2 separate regions of the Mus musculus genome follow, and region 1 is linked to region 2. The links are chromatin loops, found by intact Hi-C in ENCODE. Cell type or tissue: heart. All regions are shown on one strand. Links, peaks and the distances in the headings refer to the core of each region. The heading gives the core; the rest is flanking DNA. Region 1 overlaps Il33 (interleukin 33). Region 2 holds the start of Uhrf2 (ubiquitin-like, containing PHD and RING finger domains 2).

Evidence for each region. Hi-C counts contacts between places; a loop is a spot of excess contacts. Peaks named below come from ENCODE experiments on the same cell type or tissue, not always from the same donor. Only the 100,000 strongest peaks of a DNase experiment are listed, where the experiment ranks them.
Region 1: it touches region 2 in a loop (2.0-fold over the local background); 3 of 42 quality-filtered maps call a loop at or near these places.

What each region holds. Positions count from the first base shown.
Region 1 is chr19:29,944,059-29,953,841 of GRCm38, forward strand. Il33 (interleukin 33) reads left to right here. Exons shown (of 8, transcript NM_133775.3): 2 at 5,602-5,709; 3 at 7,918-8,043; 4 at 8,672-8,782. The coding sequence starts at 5,613. Among named protein-coding and RNA genes, the nearest start is that of Gm41832, 22 kb to the left of the region's middle. In heart, for the core only: a CTCF peak has its summit at 4,269 (motif pointing right); a DNase peak (open chromatin) is centred at 4,303; H3K4me3 peaks cover 1,116 bases; H3K27ac peaks cover 633 bases.
Region 2 is chr19:30,022,478-30,031,869 of GRCm38, forward strand. It overlaps Uhrf2 (ubiquitin-like, containing PHD and RING finger domains 2), which reads left to right and starts at 8,036. Exons shown (of 16, transcript NM_144873.2): 1 at 8,036-8,454. The coding sequence starts at 8,302. In heart, for the core only: a CTCF peak has its summit at 7,863; a DNase peak (open chromatin) is centred at 7,964; H3K4me3 peaks cover 2,219 bases; H3K27ac peaks cover 2,500 bases.

The DNA.
Region 1 (9,783 bases), core at 3,005-5,504, 82 kb before region 2:
GAGTTCGAGACCAGCCTGGCCTACAGAGTGAGTTCCAGGACAGCCAGGGCAACACAGAGAAACCCTATCTTGAAAAACCAAACAAATAAAAAAAATGTTAAATAATAAATATTAGAAAATAGCATAAGCAAATCTTTTAGTCATAGATGCAAAAGATATCCTAAGTTGAGACACAAAACCCACAATTTTAAAATGAAAGTATTGAATATTTCTATATGATATTTAGAAATTAGATATTTCCACACAAAATTTATAAATTGAAATTTCATTTAAAAATCCAATAAATAGTACCAAGGGACAATGTTTCAATTAACATTGCTGACGGGGTTACTTTCTTAACTTAGAGACTGTATCTCATTATTGTGATAAAATTCCTGGTAGAAGCAACAGTAAGAAGATAGGGAAGATAAGGTTCATTGCAGCTCACAGGTCAGGTGGTACAGCCCATCACGACTGAGAATGCACGGCAGCAGGAATTCTGATATAGCTGGTCACGTGGTAGCCTCACCCAGCAAACAGAAAGCTATGAAAGGTGGTGTTCAGCTCACTTTCTCCTTTTTATTCAGCCGAAGACCCTAACACTCAGAGTAGTGTCCACAAAATATTTCTATTCTTTAGAAAGATAAGTGTGTCAAAGGTGACAAGATGTATTGCCACCTCAGGGTGGGGAGGGGAGAATGGGAGCAGGGGCGGGGAAACTCATGCAGACTGTTGACCAACTACAAACCAACATAGACTTTTGGAAGTCACATGGAAATAACTATTAAATCACGAGGTGCATGCACCTCTTGATCCAGAGGTAAATTGCAAATTAATTATAAATTAATGTTAGCAAGGAACTTCAACATTTTCTAAGAATCGTGCACATGCACCACCCCACTTTGGCTGGAATACTAATGTCAAGGGAACAGAAAGGAGAAGCCTAGAAAGAGCCCAGTGTTAAGCACTAAGGAACTGGTTTATTTTAACTTACAAGATTGAAAGCAGAAAACACTCAGGATCCAGGGTTCATTTTAGAGAACGGAAAACACCGGCTCAAGAAAACACCGGCTCAAGAAGCATTTGCAGTAGGATTCCACTTCCCAATTAGAAACAGATACACAGGGCTGTTGAGATGGCTCAGTGGGTAAGAGCACCCGAGTGCTCTTCCAAAGGTCCAGAGTTCAAATCCCAGCAACCACATGGTGGTTCACAACCATCTGTAACAAGATCTGACACTCCCTCTTCTGGAGTGTCTGAAGACAGCTACAGTGTACTAACATATAATAAATAAATAAATCTTTAAAAAAAATTTTTAAAAAAAGAAAAGAAACAGATACGTGTGTGACATAGCCCCATAGAGGAAAGAAAAAACTTGAGAGCATAGATACTTTCTAGACATTTACATATTTTCTAAGGGCACGCATATATCCTTTTTACAATCAGAAAAATATTTACCTGAAAGAAAGAAACAAAAGAACAAAACAAAACAACAAAACAAACAAACAAAAAACCAACTTTCTCCAGCAAAGGCATCACTGAGCATCTGTTTTAAAAGTTACATTTAAAAGCCAGTAATTAAGTATATCTCTGAAAGGACGGGTCTGTGGGGAATCTGTCTCCTGGGAACAGCTACACACCCTCACATTCCATTCATATCGCTCCATTTGCATAACTTTACTCATCAGCTTCTGTTACCAAAGTTGTTTAATCTGAGCTACCATATAAATAGAACTGAAGCGCGACTGTGTTAGCTCTCCACCGGGGCTCACTGCAGGAAAGTACAGCATTCAAGACCAGCTATTTCCTGTCTGTATTGAGGTGAGTGCCAGGTCAATCTCTCTGTTTCTGAGGGGAACCAATAGTAGCATCTATCAGCTCTCAAATGATTCTGATATAAAGAGAGAAAAGACTTGTTACTGGAGAAAGTGGCTTGTTTATCAGAATGGGATTTGAAACCAGTTCTGGGTTATACTTTTAGTTCTGCAATTGTGATAAAGATGCTGACAGTCTTGGTCGATGTATCTGTCCTTAATGCTCACTCCTTAGTTTCTTATCTGTTCAACCACGCAGGCTAGTAGTCCTTTAGAGCAAAGTTCTTCTACATGAGTTTGCTCAAGCTCGTCCAAGGGAGGACGAAAGGGAAGGGAAGGTTAGGAGATCAAATAATTAACTGAAGATAGAGAAAGGCAAAGGCAGGCAGGGCGTCTCAGTGAGGGGCTGCTGGTATTGTTATTATGTTAACATGCATGAACTCTAAGTCTCCAAGAAGAGAGGCTATCGACTGCAACACACAGGTTTATTTAAAAGACAATTTTAATGACTAGAAAAACATTGTTTCTAGGACACATGCACCCTCTGGTGAAAGAGAAAACAGAAATCAGCACTGTTTCAGGAAGCAGCTCAGAAGCTCAGCACTAGCAGTGAGCAAGGGACCTCAATTCCTCCTGGTACAGGCAGGCTATTATTTAAACTGTTTCCTGCCCAACTGAAAATCTGACCTTTATGTGGTTAGCTAATCCTATTACCCCACACAGAAGGCTTAAAAATTAACTATTCTGTAAAAGCTATAACTCTGCTTTAAAGGAAATTATGTATTCTGAGCCAGAAAGGATGACTGACCATTGTGGCTTAGTAGTATGGATTCAAGTTACCCTAAATGATACATTCCTAAGTGAAAGCCATTACATTAAGGGTTTCAGGCAAAGAATAAAGGCCACCATACACCAATGTATTCAATAACTGCATTAGTCATAACACGTTCGACACACAGAAGACACAAGAAGGAGGAGGTCTCTCTTGTAGGTTTTGAATGCTTGCAGCTTCTTAGCTTTGTGCTATGCATAAACAGCCCATTCTGAGAGTATCAAATCAGATGCCATTATTAAAAGAAATGGCTGTTTACACAAAAAGCCTAAGACAGCCAGAGATAAAGTTTGGCTCTTGATCATTGACCAATGATCAAGACAATGACAATATTTTACTCAGTGAACGAGAAGAGTACGTGGGATTATTTAACCCAGCCGCAGCTTCTTCAGGGAACTCTGCCTTATGTTAGTTAACATCTTCCGAAATTTATTATTACTATTTCAAGAATATTAATATTTCAAGAAGCTGGCCATTTGCTTTGAGTATAAGAAGGGCTGAGTGTTTGAAATAAAATACCAAGTTCTAATCCACCCGACTCCCACCCCCCAAGCCGCACCCCGCACCTCCTCGAAGTTGTCAACTGATGCAGTTGTTGGATGTATTGGCTGGCATATGGTTGCCTTTGTTCTTTGCCTGAAAGCCTTCATGCGACTGCTTTCCGCTTAGGAGTGCATTGTTTAGGGAAACTTGAATCAATGCTACTAAGCCATGATCAGCTATCATCGCTGGCTCAGAATAAATGGTTCCCTTCAAAGCAGAGTTGTAACTTTTATAGAGTAGTTAATTTTTAATCCTTTTGAACAAAAGAGAGAGAGAGAGAGGATGATAATGGAGGGAGAGAGAAGAGATAACAGTTTTAGTTTCATTGGGGGGGTGGTACAGGATAAGAGATAAGTTCTACTTTCATTCTTCTACACATGGATATCCAGCTCTCCCAGTTTAAAAAAATTTTTAAGGCTATATTTTTCTGATGTGTTTTTGATGCCACTAGCAAGAATTAGACGGTTCTATTGGCCTGAGTATGACATAATTATATTTTGATTTTTAAAAAATTTAAGAAAAAATAGACAATGTGTTAAGGTTGAAACAGTGTGGGGAAGATAACAAGATTTAAAACTCAAATGTAAAAGAAGTAGATAAAATTAGACAGAAGAGGGATAAAAATGTTTTTAAAAATCAAAATAATAAGTAATAGTTTTAAATGAGAGGAAAATAAAAAGAGAGACGGAAGCACCTTTCCGGGTCTGTGAGCAGAGGGCAGAGGGCTAGAGCTTGCTCCCACTAAGCTGGCTAGAATAGCGAGGCCAGTTGAGAGCACCCATCCTCAGCCTCAGGGCTGTGTTTACTCTAGACTGTAAAAGCGTAGATGCTTTCTTCCTTTGCACTTATGGGGCCATGGCATCCCCCGACGATGTCTACATTCCTTAGGCTTGGGCAGGTTATCATTCACTGAGGCTCTCTGGAGTCCGCGACTGTGGCAAAGTCCACCTAGTTCACCTCAGAATGAAGGGAGCAAACGGCTCTCCTAGTTATGTCCAGATGGAAGAGCAATCAGCCTGTCCTGGTTTATAAGTAATCTTCAGCTACCTGCTTGGAGGCCTCAGTCATCCCCAATCCCAGGAGCTGAGTAGTCCTCGCCACCAGAGGGCGGGAGCACTGATCACTGTGTCTTCCTTCCTCAACTGAGCAGGCTCCCCGTAATTGAAACTTCTCATTGGTTCGTTCATCCGAACCAATCCCTTCCAGGATTGCCTCATAGCCGGTCACTATGGCAGCGTTCCCAGGCATCCTGATTTGGCACCTGTCTGTATTTTCTGATCTTCAGAGTTGCTGCTGGTCACAACACTTTTAAACTACCGGAGAGTGACGGTGTGGCGTCTTTACTCTAGGCAGCAGTGGACAGGAACTCGCCCTTAGACCTAATTTCTGCCCTGGCTTGTGAGAACTGTACTGTTAACCATGGGTTTCTCCCGCTGCGCTGCGAGCAGCGCAATTCTATTCTTCTGGTAGCCTAAACCCAGATGAACTTGTGATTGTTGCTCCCTCCCTCCTAATCCTTCCCAGTCCCTCTCCCCATCCCCCACCAATGCCTGGAACCGGGACTGGAGCTCTGGACTGCTTCCTACTTCGTGTTATCTTTTTGTTTCTCCATGAGTTTTAATTGCCCTGTTGTTTTTGTTGTTGTTTTGGTTTTCCCCCTTTATGCCCAGTGATTTCTCCACTAGATCTCCTTGGGCTTTGGTTTGTCCTTTGTTACCCTGGTCTTTGAACTTGTGAGAAAATCGGCAACCTTACTCCATTTATTCTTGAGGAACCATGCTTAATCTTGATCACTGCCTGCCATTACTCTTTTTAAACATTCAGCTGGTGCCAAATCTGACCCGAGGAAACCCTCCACGGTGGCTCCCACATGCTTTTGACACAAACTCATTTAGTTTTTTAATAGCTGGACGTTTTCTGGCATAACGTGTTTTATGGTCATTATTACTTTCCTGACCACGAATCTGGAGTCAAAGTTCCTTCCAGTGGAGAAAATATTTAGAAAATAAAATGTGTACACACACTGCTTGTTTAATACTGACTCAAATCTAACATCGCAGGGCATTTGCCTTGGCTTCTGAGTTACGTATTTATATTTCTTACCCCCCTACAGTGAGAAATCATACAAGATCAGTATCGCTATTTTTTTTTTTTTTTTGCTATATACTACAACAAAACAGTACTGAGATTTCAACACAAACATGGCATTAACACTAAGACTACTCAGCCTCAGATTTCTCTGTGCTTTCATTACTTTATTCTTTGATTCTATGGCTAGATTCTAGCCTAAATGTAGAGTCAGAATACTATGCTGAATTTTATTCTCCCCCCTCCCCCCTGTATGGCTATCAGTTTCATGGTGAGATAGCCAAGGTTGCTTCTGATGACTTCAGGTCCATATAGTTGGATTAATGTTATATTTCAATCCCACAGAAACCTGAAAAATGAGACCTAGAATGAAGTATTCCAACTCCAAGATTTCCCCGGCAAAGTTCAGCAGCACCGCAGGCGAAGCCCTGGTCCCGCCTTGCAAAATAAGAAGTAAGAGCGCTCTCTTTAACCACTATTAAATCTATTATCAAATATTTGTTATTTCAACATGAAGACGGGCGACCTTACCAAAAACTCTCAAGTATACAAGAGCTGAAAAGAAAGAGAGACAGCTTGTTGTTTTCTTAAACAGACTTCACAGCATCACCGTTGTTATTTGGTACAACATAGGACAGTTGACCACTTATTCTTGGACTAGTAACAAGAAGGGTAGCAGAGCTCTGGTGGACAGAACGGAAGTTAGAGGGTGATGGGAAAGGAAAGCGATGTCCCCTTCTGCCCTTCCCGAGGTGCTGGACTGCTCACACACTTCTTTCAAAGCCAGGATTTAAAAGAAAAAAAATTGACAGTGGTTTCTGAATGGCCAGAAAAAAATCACAGTTAAATTAATCCTTTCATTTGCAGTTATGTCATAATGCTCTGTGCAGATATAATGACTCAGTGCAAGTGACTCGGTGTTCCCAAGTTTCCTCCTATTAAAGAATGCACTGTCTTCAGATCCAAGAAAACGAGGCCCTTTATCGGCACTGCCTTGTGGAGTAGACATGCCAGAATGCCTGACATTGGTGCCCGCGCTTGCTTCGAATACTGAGATCTTACAATTCACATGTTCTAGTTTTCATCTCCATCTCACCCTGGAATACTATTTACGATGTCCAGAACACAATGGACTTTTCTGCATGGGACTTAAATTTTTCTTGGGCTAAGTAAAATGAGAATTAACAAATAACTCGTTAATCTTTTTAGTTCCGTTGCCTGAATTTGCATTTGACTGCTCCCTCAGATGGCAGTGCTCACTTACTTCTTCCCCTACCAAATAAGACTCTGTGTAGCTCACACTGATCTGGAAACTCGCAACCCTCCTGCTTTAGCCTCTTGGGTACTGGGACTAGAGGCACGACCACATCTGGCCAGTGGTCCTTTTCTTTGATGGAGGTAGAGTCTAATGAGTAGCTTTGATATTAAAGATATTGCATTAATTAATTTTACACCGCTATGGCCAAATACCCAGCAGAAGCAACATAAAGGCTTCATAGCTTAGAAGATACAGGCCATTAGGATACAGCAGGGATGGTGGCTGAACCAGTTTGATCTCTGGTAGCCTTAGCTTCCAGGGACTTCTCATATGGCACCGCCCAAGAGTGGGAGATGAAGGACCAGGCTATAATCTGAGACTGTCCCCCACGGTCTAGGTATATCAGCAAGGCCCCAAAAGTTTCACAATCTCCCAAAGAGTTTCACTAGTTTGGGACCAAGTGCTCAAGGACAAGATTCTGTGGGAACATTTAACTGTAACACACTTCTTAGCACAACTCTGAGCTATGTAATTTTGGGCAGTGCCATGAACCCTAAAAGCCTCGAATTATCATTGTAAAACTAAGATAAAACTTTGCAAGATAATCATGAATGGCTAAGTTAAAAGACACATAAAAGTAATTAGCAGAGTGTTTGGCCTCGTTTTTATATGCAGTCAATGGCAGTTCTTTTAGTATCAATAACCTTTATGGCTTACAGCCATCCTCCAAAAATTATGACGAGCAGAAATCTCCTATGGATGTTAACGTGCCCCTCAGTTAGGCAAAGATTGGTCCATACTGAATGTAGACTTGGTCCTTCAAATGGAATTATGAAAACAAAACACCAAAAAAAAAAAAACCCAAAAAAAAACAAAAAACCCCAAATTTCTAAAGACCTAATGTCTTTAGACCATGTGGCAGCAAAATGCAACTCCAGCCTCTTGTCTATCAAATCCCAAGGTCTGGAACGGCTCATTTTAAAAGGCAAATTGATTGAATTCAGAACCACTCAAGGCATTCGTGAGGCATGTCTTTAGGTATGTGTCTATGACAGCATTCTCTGGAAAGGATTGGCTTAGACCCACCCTGAAAATGAGTAGCTGCGACATCCCCTGGGCTGGATCCAGAACTAATTAAGGAGAATACGGATATAGACACACCTTCCCTCCATAAAGAACCTGAGACACAAGCAAAACTAATCCCTTTCTCCTTTAAGTTGCTGCTTGTCAAAGACTTGGTCACAGTAAGGAGAAAAGACTATTTCATTTTGCATATCCTATCTGTGGCTTGCTGTAAAATTAATGAAGTTAACTAAGTAGTGCTGTTCCAGCCTCTGTTGGAGGCACGTGTATATTATAGGATATGACCTACATAAATCTACCTCTTTTTTTCCTATTGTTAGGATCCCAACAGAAGACCAAAGAATTCTGCCATGTCTACTGCATGAGACTCCGTTCTGGCCTCACCATAAGAAAGGAGACTAGTTATTTTAGGAAAGAACCCACGAAAAGATATTCACTAAAATCGGGTAAGTACATTTCTGGAAAGACTGATGGGCATCTATTTGCTTTTACTTTCCATACACACACACACAACACACACACACACACACACACACACACACACACACACACACGCACACACACACACAATTGTTTTTCTTACCTAAATTCTCCTTGAGGAAAAGAATACAGATGATAATGTGTTGGCCATTTTAGAAAGGGTTTTTCTATTTTAGAATTTCTAAATAAATATTCAAAAAGTCTATTCTAGAATCCACTTTAGAAATGGATACACTGGTGAGTAAAAACAGAAGACACAAGATTATGTGTAAATATGTAATCATGTGGTGTGATATTTTGTAATATAGAGGAAACAAACTAAATGGTTCATAGTGGCTGCTTTGGAAGGCAGTAACTGTGGTGAGTGGCTTTCTGTTTATTTGTTTGTTTGTTTCTTCCTTTGGTGTGCTCTACTGGAGTGCAAATGGTCTTCACTTTACGTCATTATTAAGGAGGAATTGATCCCATTAGACCATTGGGTGGCCACAGCCCTAGGATCACTTACCACCGTCGCCATATTGGCCATCAAAAAAGATAGCATATTGGCACAATGAAGATTGCTGACTCAGCCCAAGCCCCACTACTGTCTTGCAGGTACCAAGCATGAAGAGAACTTCTCTGCCTATCCACGGGATTCTAGGAAGAGATCCTTGCTTGGCAGTATCCAAGCATTTGCTGCGTCTGTTGACACATTGAGCATCCAAGGTATGACTGGTCATAGGGGATGTGTGGGGTGAGGTGGGAGATAGCACATGGGGCCTTGGCAAGGGCTATTGCATAGAGCAAACTCAGGAGTATGTCTTCATATGTATTAGAAACGTTTGTTTCCTGCTTGGGTACCAGTTCAGTGGTTATCCAAATTGGGTGTGGTGGAGCTGTGCCTATTTAATCTATGGTTAGCATTCCACTTGTATTTTGAAATACTTGCTATAGGTTGGGAGCATGTCTTCATCAGTCCTGATAAATGTAATATCCTTGGAGAGAGGAAAAAAACAAAGCACCAGTCCCCACATTTCAAAATGTTCACCATGAAAGAAAATAAAGGAACTATCTTTTAAAATAACATGATGTGGCTTGAAGAGTAGTTTAAAGTTTTTGACCATTTTTGCTGCGTTCTAAGTAAAATGGTAATTATCAAGAAGTGAAGAGAACCCAGGGCGTGTAGTTCAGTGGTAGAACATTTGCCTCATGTGCCAGGCTCTGCATGTAGTCTCTATCAATGTGGGAAAAATTCAAAGTGAGGGTTGGGCATAATGGCATATAATCTCCATCCCAGAATGGGGGAGGCAGGTGAATTCCTTGGGTTCAGGTCTGCCTGGTCTACACAGTGAGTCCCAGAACAGTTAGAGTTATATAGTGAGAAACTGTCTCAAAGACAAACAAAAGGCCAAATTAAATAATTAACAAATTAGCAGCCCCATCACTAAGGAATCGTGATTAAGAATCACATATTGCCATTCTAATATATATTATTTTTATATGTGATCTTATATAAAACAACTTAGAATGTATTTATGTATAGTGTGTATATATATTATATATATATATATATAATATATACTTAGTATATGTTTAATATAAATACATTAACCTCCTGGTCAATATTCAGTTTCTCACAAACTGGATTTAAATTACTTTAGATGTTTAGATGTTTAGATGTTTAGATGTTTAGATGTTCACATGCAAATTCTTTCTATTTTGTACAG
Region 2 (9,392 bases), core at 6,893-9,392:
GGTAATAGGTATGCTCAATTTATATTTGAGAGGAAAGAGCCTTTTAACTGAACAAAAAGGGGAAATGTAGGTTGCTGTCTATACGCAGGTGAGGGCAGGCACAAGATAAGGTTAGAGACTGTGACTGGTCAGTGGATAAAAAAGGCGGGCTAAGAGTTTTAGAGATGGGACAGATAGCAACACACAGGGAGAGGGAAGGAAAATGGAAGAAGAGAAGGACAAACCTGAATCGCATGGGTTTAAATAGCTACAGGTAGCTATGAATATCATAGAAGGAATGCATTAATTCAGGACAATTTGTCCAATCTAGGTGAGTAGCTTGTATCAATATCAATTGGCTCAGAGTACATAGTGTGGGCGTTTTGTGGGTTGAGAATTTACTGATATAAATCTGGCTGATAAATTACAAGCCTCTAGAGTTTTAATTTTACTGGGTTACGGGGATTTGTGACAGCTAACAACCGCAGGAGGCAGATGGCTGGGAATGTGAGCAGGGTCAGCAACAAGAGAACTGCGAGTTGGGCTGGGTGCCGCTGCATGGGGACCATGGGAACCTAGGGGGCAGGGAAACCATGTTTCTAGAGCAGAGCCAGCGCTAGTGTGGGTTGCTTTTTTATATTTCACGCAACAGATGTGCTCACAGCTTTTAAAGGGAAGATGTGAACTGTCTTTACAGACTCAAGTGTTTGAACACTTGATCCCCAAGTGGTGGCATGCTTTGGGAAGTTGTGGAACCCTTAGGATATGGGCCCATGGTTATTCTCTCAAGAAACTTGGTAGCTGAAATGGGTAACTGAAATCCCACCTTGGAAGTCTACTTTTTAGGACTAATTCATGGAGCCATATTCTTAGCTTCAACTTTCCCCACTGCTGCCACCAGACAGAACCCTTAATTCATATATACGTTCTGTGGGAAGCCACATACGCCATTACAAGGTGGCGCTGGCTACCGCTGGCCACCACCTATAAGTTTGGGTAAATAACCAATGTGCGCATGTGCAGTAGAGTTTTTTCAGAGTCACTGCCTGGCCCAAGGTATGTAAATGAGGTACTGAATGCATGACCAATCGGGTGTAGGTATGTAAATGAGGCATGTAAATGATGTACTGAATACATAGACCAATCAGGTGTGGACATGTAAATGAGGTACTGAAAACATAACCAATCGGGTGTGAGACACGCCTCTCCTAGGCCTATATAAGCAGTGCCAGTTCTGGGGCTCGGGGTCTTTTCTTGCCTCTGCAATCAAGCTCTCCCAATAAACGTGTGCAGAAGGATCCTGTTGTGGCGTCTGTTTTGCTGGCAAGTAGGGCGCGCACAACATTCAAAGACTAGGAGAATATCCCTAGCAAAAACTTGCAGACCCTAGCACAGTTATTCTTGCAAATGCCCAGAGTCTGTTTAGGAACAGTCCAGTGTACTTACTTAGGAAGCACTGTCAAGATTTTTCTCAAGGGAATTTTGTTCTCTCACTTGGTCAGTAGACTCTGGGCATTTGACCTGGTCTAGTTCTTGAAATTAGGTTGTGTCCCCAATGCAACTCTGATAACAGCTTTCTTCTTTCTCCCTCTTAATTTCTTACATTTTACAAATCAAATAATATACCATTTTCTGCCTGCCTTTTCCCTAAAACAGCCATAAATCTGTGTAGACTAAAGCACTCTCATTGATAACCTGTTATAATAATTATAGCTGTTTTACCTATCAGAATTAGGTGCTGACACTGGTCTCTGTCATTCTGGAACCCTATCATCCTGTAGATATTAGGCAGCCTAATCCCATGGCCACATCTATAAGCATAGCTTGCAGAAAACAGGTATCTCAGTGTTTTAAATAGGCTAATGTACCTAGCATAAGAATATTTTCCATTGTGTCAGGGATGAAAATGCCCCCCTGTTCCTTCCAAGGGAACATAGTAATGAGTTTCCTGGTAAATCCATTCTGATAGTGCTATTTCCCTGATCCGGGTCCCTTCTGCCCAGTGCTATGTCAAGATGTCTGGTAATTTTAGTTCACAGACTATAAGCTCCTAACATGTTCGTGTGTCAATGACTAGAAAGTAGAAACATATTTAAAGAATCTCTAGGTCCTTAGTCATGGAGACTATCCTCGCCAGGGACCTCTCCCCTTCCAGTGCTATGATCACCTCCACCCCCAATATGGCATCTTCAAAACCCACTCCCACACGTTTCTGCTTCCCATCACACATAACTGCCAGATTTGCTACTTGTTTTATAGGTAAGCTATTTACTTCTCAGGCAGAGCCTTCCCTCTCAGGCTGTACTGTAGTGATCCAGGTTACTGGCCTGGAAAGAATAAGATTTGGAGCCAGGCAGTGGTGGTGCACATGTTTAATCCCCAACACTCAAGAAGCAGAGGCAGAAGGGATCTCTGAGTTAAAGGCCAGCATGGTCTACAGAGTTTTGGGATAGCCAGAGCTATGTTAAGAAACCTACTCTCAAACAAAACAAAACAAAACAGCAGAAAAAAAAAAACAGATTTAGTGGAGGCAGTTTTTGAATAGTACAGTTATCATCCTGTTGAATGTCTGCCTCAGTGGGGCTCACAGTCTCAAGGCAAGAGGCTCTGCTCTCCATTGATGAGAGGGATCCGAGAAATCCACTAGCCCACCAACATTCGAGGACGTTTTCAGTTCACCATTCTTGGCTTTGTTCATTCAGAATACCCCCAGCCCAGGTCTCAAAGCCCTCCTCACCATGCGGGTGGTAAGTAGCTTCCATGTGGTATATTCATTCAAGGCGCAAATGTATTTTATACATCGCTGCTATCTTTAGAATTAAATGTGGATGTGATTTTCTAGCCCTTCTACCCTGGGGCCTGACTGCTATCGAGATTTAGGTTTCCAGAGGGTATTTAAGCAAGCAGTTAGCAGTACTTACTGTACTCTTTTCTTTTTATAAGACTTACAAAGGCAGCCACCCATCTCAGAAGCCTTGTGGTTATTATTTCCCACGTACGGATCTCCTTGTTCCTTGACTCTCCTTCCCAGATAACCACAGGCTAATCAGCTGTGGTCTCCCTGCGGGGTTCTAAAGGGCTCACCGTCAACAACGAACCTACTGCCTTCAGTCAAGAAGGTACTCGAAATCCCAGCCCAAAAGTCTGCTCTTTAGGGCTAATTCCTGAATCTGTTTTCTTAACTTCAGTTTCTCCCACTGCTGCCACCAAACAGTGGCAAATCATTTGTGCTAATTTTAATGATGGAGGAAGGAAGCAAGAAGGAAGAAAAAGAAGGGGTGCAGGAAAAGGGAGTCGATGTGACAAAGCTGACTTTACTCACTAAGCTGAGTAAGGTGCACAGCAGCCCAGTGCTGCGGCCCTCTCTAGGACAGACACCTTAGCTTGGAATTGTGGTCAGGAAAACGAAGGGTAGGAAATGACTTGCCGGTTCCCTCCCAATTTCCATCTCTCCTTAGTCATCTTTGCCTCCTGTACAATGGTACATCCTTACCCACTGGATCCAGATGAGTAAGGTGGGACCCGAGAGCTCTTGCCACAAGCATCCGAGAACCCTGGGGTTCAGGGAGTGATGTGCACATATGGAGGTGTAAGAGCTAGGATTGGTACGGCCGTTAAAACAAATGGGAAGCCGGCATTATCTCTATGAGAGCTGTGCAAATTTGGTGGCAAGCCTGTTTACCCACTAAGCTGTCTCTCCAGACACATACACACACACACACACACACACACACACACACACACACACACACACACACAACTAGTCCACAGATTAAGACAGATCTTTTAAAAGGAGGGTGTTGCATCCAAAATATGCTCCTTGAGGGTTGCAATTATTGTGATTGCTCATGGGAGAAAAATGATGGGTGAGAAAGGGAATATGGTCCAGGGGCTTGGATGTGGCTTGATGGCAGAGCACCGTCCTACCAGAAGGGCCTGGAGTCCACCCAGCACCCCTGAGGGAATAACATTGGTTGAAATTGATGCCCATATTATGCAGTGCTAGCAAATATGCCAAATGAAATTTAATTGTCAAAAAGGAAAGAAAGAAAGAAAGAAAGAAAGAAAGAAAGAAAGAAAGAAAGAAAGAAAGAAAGGAAGGAAGGAAGGAAGAAAAGAGAGAGAGAGAGAAAAGAAAGAAAAGAAATTCAGAGAGAGTAAGTGTGGTGTGGCAGACAGCATGCCCTTGTCAGAGGTTGCTCAGTGTATGAGGTTGTTTGACACCAAGCTTGATGACTGAGTCCAGGCTCACATGTTAGAAAGAAAGAGCCAACTCCAGCTGGTGAGGAAGGAGTGTTCTCTTAATTCCACGTGTATGCTATAACACACATACAAAATAAATAAATGTAAATAGAGTAACATCGAACAGAATGGTCTTAGAAATCGGATGTGGACTCATTTGTGTCCTCTCCTCTATTTTTACATATTAGTATATTGTCGGTCCACATCTGCTCTGCCACAGGCACAGCCTCCTGGGGAGGCAGAATGCTGGGAGTTTGACTCTGCTTGCCCCACAATGCTGTCGGGGTGGGTGCTGGGCTGTTTGGAATCACTAAGTCACTGCTCTGGGGGTGGGAAAGCACAGTCTTGTGGGGAAGCTGGAGCTGGCTCAGGCGTCCCTGGGTCTGTGATGAGGCCAGGGCCATGGGGTTCTCAGACTCTTGGACATCCAGGAGCTGCTGGAAATCGCAGAAGATCAGAAAATGGAGTTGGGGACTCACTGGCTGGGGATGGGGGGGCAGTGTCTAGTGAGGGGGAGATAAGGGAAGTGGGGAGGGGAGCCCTGGCTTGTCCCCGTGGGTGATTGTACTTCGTTTAGCAGTGGCAGTCTTGGTGGAGATAGTGGCTAGGAGCGCAAAGAAACCTTCTATGGCGAGAATAAAGCTGCAGCTCTGTAGACAAAGGCCTTCCCCAGGTTCCTCATGGCAGATTTGACAAGAGACGGTCATGGTTCCAAACACTTTATTGCTTGTTCATGGTGGAAAATGGATGCATAATGTACCATAATGCATTTACCACTTTTCAGGGTAGGCCTGAGATTAAATACCTTTTGCAGAGAGGAATATCCAGGAAGGGAAGCTTATTGGCTAAGCCCTCAGGGCCTCTAGGTACCTCATTAGCATGGAGAACTCTGTTTGGAGCCTATGCGACCTTAGGACTCATTTCTTTTATGTGAGAAGCATGGCACATGCTCCAGCCCAGGAGTCTGACAGGGAGCAGGAAGTCGCCTAAATCTCAGGTGTGTCGCCCCCTCCCACCCCCAACCCGAGTCTCCAGGTTTCAGCCTGCTCTACTTTACCAAACTTCCTGGCATGATTTTACGTCCCACAATTTATGTCCCACGGCATATTAAAATTAATGTTTTGAAATCTAGCTCCTCGTATGACAATGTATGGAGATAGAGGCTTTAATGAGACAAGGTTACATAAAGTTGTTAGGATGGGTCCTAATCCAATATGGCTGCTATCCATGTTAGAAGAGAGCAAGACCTGGGAACCTTGCTGTTTTGAACACAACTAACCTATGACAGAGAGGTAGACATGTGAGTGGTGTCTTAAAAAAAAAGTTTATTGTTCTCACATAATGGGAGGATATGAAATTGGATACAATCCTAGCATGATGCAATGGATTTGAGAACAGTCAGGGTTACATGAGATTTTCAAATAAGCAAGAAAGAATGAAGACCAAAGAACAATAACAACAAAAGCCTTTAACCAGACCAAAGTCTTACACTGGGCTTTCTTCCTGATTAATCTCTAAGAGAGCAGCAGAAACATCCTTTGTGGCATCTCTGTGCAGATCAGCCCTAAGAACAGGGAAGTGATTGATACTTTCATTTATACCAGCAATAGGCAGAAGATAAACCCCTACTTTTTCTTAAGAGGATCTCTAACTGTGGAATTGTAAGCATATAAAAATGTAACATATGAGCAAACGGTAAATGTTCAAACCCCGCCCGCCCCCCCCCCCCCAGCTGACATGGTCAACTCTTCAGGTTATAACTTCCCACCCAATATCCCCTTATTCTCTTCCCTATCCGTACCACCTATTTCTCTCTCTCTCTTTTTTTTTTAAGATTTATTTATTTATTATATGTAAGTACATTGTAGCTGTCTTCAGACACACCAGAAGAGGGCATCAGATCTCATTACGGGTGGTTGTGAGCCACCATGTGGTTGCTGGGATTTGAACTTCGGACCTTCGGAAGAGCAGTCGGGTGCTCTTATCCACTGAGCCATCTCACCAGCCCCCCCCACCTATTTCTCTATTCGCCAAAATGTAGGCATCTCTATCAAGCCAAAAGACTTTCCTCCTCTCAGAAACTCCTTCTTCCCTTCACTCTCTTAGACAGTTCTTTTCAACTACCAGGCATCTCCACTGTAGGCACATTTGAGATATATTTCAAATGCCACACAACTCAAATGGAACTCATTCCATTTTCTTCCCTTTTCACATTCACAAATTCTACAACTTTCAGGAGCTGGGTTTCCTAGAACACTCAACAATTTATTCTTCTCACTATCTCTAATTTTTCCAAAATGGACAACAGTTGGCTCTTGGCTAAATTTCAGCCTCTCTCACCTTCCCACAGCTTGCTTTTTTCCCTAAGGCCTCCTTCCGCACTCTGTTCTATTGTCATTCTAAATACTTAAACACATCAATGCACATTTCAAAAAGCCCAGGTTTCCCCGGGAGGCCTACAAAAGTCTTTGAATGCTAATGTTCACACTTGCCCTTCATTATTTAGTCAACCTCTCTCAGAAGTGTAGTGTCTTCTGATGTGTGAAAATGCACTCCCAGTCTTTGCTTAAGCACCCTATCTTCTTTGAATATTCCCAGTTTATCTAAATTCTCTTAATAACAAAAGCTCTAAAATACCTTCTTGTGTGCTACTAAGGGAGTGGCAAGGAAGCTAACATTCCCTCGGTGTTTATGAGCACTATTTTACCTGGAGGAAATTGAAGCAGTTTGTTCAAGATCACAGTTAAACAGAAAGACTGCAATTCTCGCGCGTCCCAACCCGTGAGCCCAAGACTCAAGGCTTCAGACTGCAGCACACCGTTGGCAGTGCACCACGAATAACAGCCCGAGACCCTAGCATATCCTTGTAACAACAAATAGTTGATCCCTTCATGGGTCAGATTAGATGTTCTCAGATGTATCTGTTGCCTTATCAACTAAATGTTTTAGTTAACTAGGAAGCTGTCGAGGTAACTTAGAGGCTCTAGGTATATATATATATATTCATATCTCGAGCTGACGCACATTTCACTCTTCCTGTATTTCCATTTAGGCCATCTTGACTAATCAATTTGGTTGTTACAAAGTTGTGCCTCTTATCCTCATGGGAATGATTAGTACTGACATTACGGATACCGGTGAATGTAAGATAATGCGTTTGCTTTGCTTTCTCTCTTAAGTCTTCCATTTTTGGATGGGTCCCCTGAGTGTGGGGGCCGTATCCCGCCCTGGGATCTCCGGATTTTTGGATCGGAGGTGTACAGTCCTGCAAAGCCAGGATCCCTGCGGCTAAAGGCGCCCTTAGCGCAGAAGGCCCACTCGGTCAGGTCCAGCTCCCGCTCCGGCTCTCCGGTCGGGAAACGTGGGTGCGAGGCCTCTGCCCTGGGGCCTCCCGGAAGCGGGTTTCCTCGGCGGGAAGCACGTCCATCAAGCCGACGCGCCCCGGGAGAGGCCGCGTGGCGGGCGCACACCCTGGTGTGAAGTCTCGGGAACGTAGGCTGCATCCCCATTTCTTGCTCACGCCAGCGCGCAGCACGGCTAGCTATTGTTCGTGCGTTTTTGAGACCATGGAGTCTAGGCCTCAGGAGACTGCGAGGTGACCAACGACAACGAGGGCACAGGGCGAGCTGGCCTCGGCGAGCCTGCCCAACCCCGCCCTCCTCCGAGTAACGGCTCTGGAGGCCCCGCCCCCTCCCATATTAGCGCCCCCCAGGCTGTGCGTGGGGCGGAGCCCCGCGTGGATCTCGCGAGATCCGGGTTGGCGCCGTGACCTCCATGTGGGAGCTGCATCTCTATAAGTAAACAGTGCGCGCCGCCGAGCCATGGCTCCTTCCTATTTGTGAGGCGCGGGCTGCGCTCGCACCTCGGGCGGGTTCCGGTTTCCTTCCACCGAGGAGGGGCGGGCGGGCGGTCGCGCGGTCTAAGAGCGTCAGTCCTCGCCCGCACCCGCGTTCGCCGAGTCGCCGCCGCAGAGAACCGGATCCTCCCGGGGAGGCGGCGGGGACCGGGCGGGGCGCGGCGCGGCGGCCCGAGCGCAGGGCCAGACAAAGGGGCTTGGTCCCCTGTCCCCGTGCCGCCGCGATGTGGATCCAGGTCCGCACCATCGACGGCTCCCAGACGCGCACCATCGAGGACGTTTCTCGCAAAGCCACCATCGAGGAGCTGCGCGAGCGGGTCTGGGCGCTCTTCGATGTAAGGCCCGAGTGCCAGCGCCTGTTCTACCGGGGCAAGCAGGTGAGGCGCCCCGCGGGGAGCCCGGGCGCGAGCAGCCGGCGCCCCGGGACGAGGCTGGGTGTCCAGGGCTGCGCCCCGCTGTGCTCGGGATGGGCCGCTGGCGGGGCGCGGGATGCGGGGCCTGGAGCTCGGGCCTGCGGCTGCCCCCCCCCTCCCCCCAAGCGCGCCTAGCGGGTCGGAAGGTGCGGGACGCGGTGTTGTCGCTGGCAGCGGCCACGGACATAGCCTCCGAGGGTCCTGGGGGATCCTCTTCCCGCCTTTGGGGGGGGGGGGGATCGGAGCCTGGAAAGGCAACAGGCTCCGGCAGCCATGCCGGGGCGCGGGAGGGACGAGCTGGCTTTATTCGCAGCGCCGTCTCCGACTCCTCTAAGGACTTGCTTCTTTTCCGTGCCCCCGGCTCCTAGATGCGACGTGGAAAGGGAAGCACCTTATCCCTGTTTCCTCACTAGAAGGATTTGAACACTGAACATCGGAACGGTGGTAGAATGCGTGCCCCTCCTTCCTTGTCGTCAGTCTCAGACTGGGGATTTGTTCTGTAAAAGATCAGAGACCTCTAATTTAAGGAACGATGTTTGTAACCTGAAGTCGGGTTTAAGTCTGTTGAATATACGGACAGATTATTTCCCCATAAACTTTACCTCTCATCTTTGTGTGTCCCCTAAGTTCGGGCTTTCAACTCAAACCTTTCAGCATAATCAGCAGTAATTCAAAAAAAGCCAGAAAGTTGTGTTGGGCCACAAGGGTGCTTGTGGGCATCTCCGTTAATTTTAAGTAAGGCTCTGCCTGATGAGGCTAAGACGTTTCCTATCCAGTAAGTCTCAGAGTCTTATGATTAGACACCCAGACCCACATTGTTTTTCTTGCCTTTGTCTTTAGTCCACTAAAAAAGTTGGCATCCTGCAGTCAGTTGACCACAGTTTGGCTCCAGTCCTGAGTTT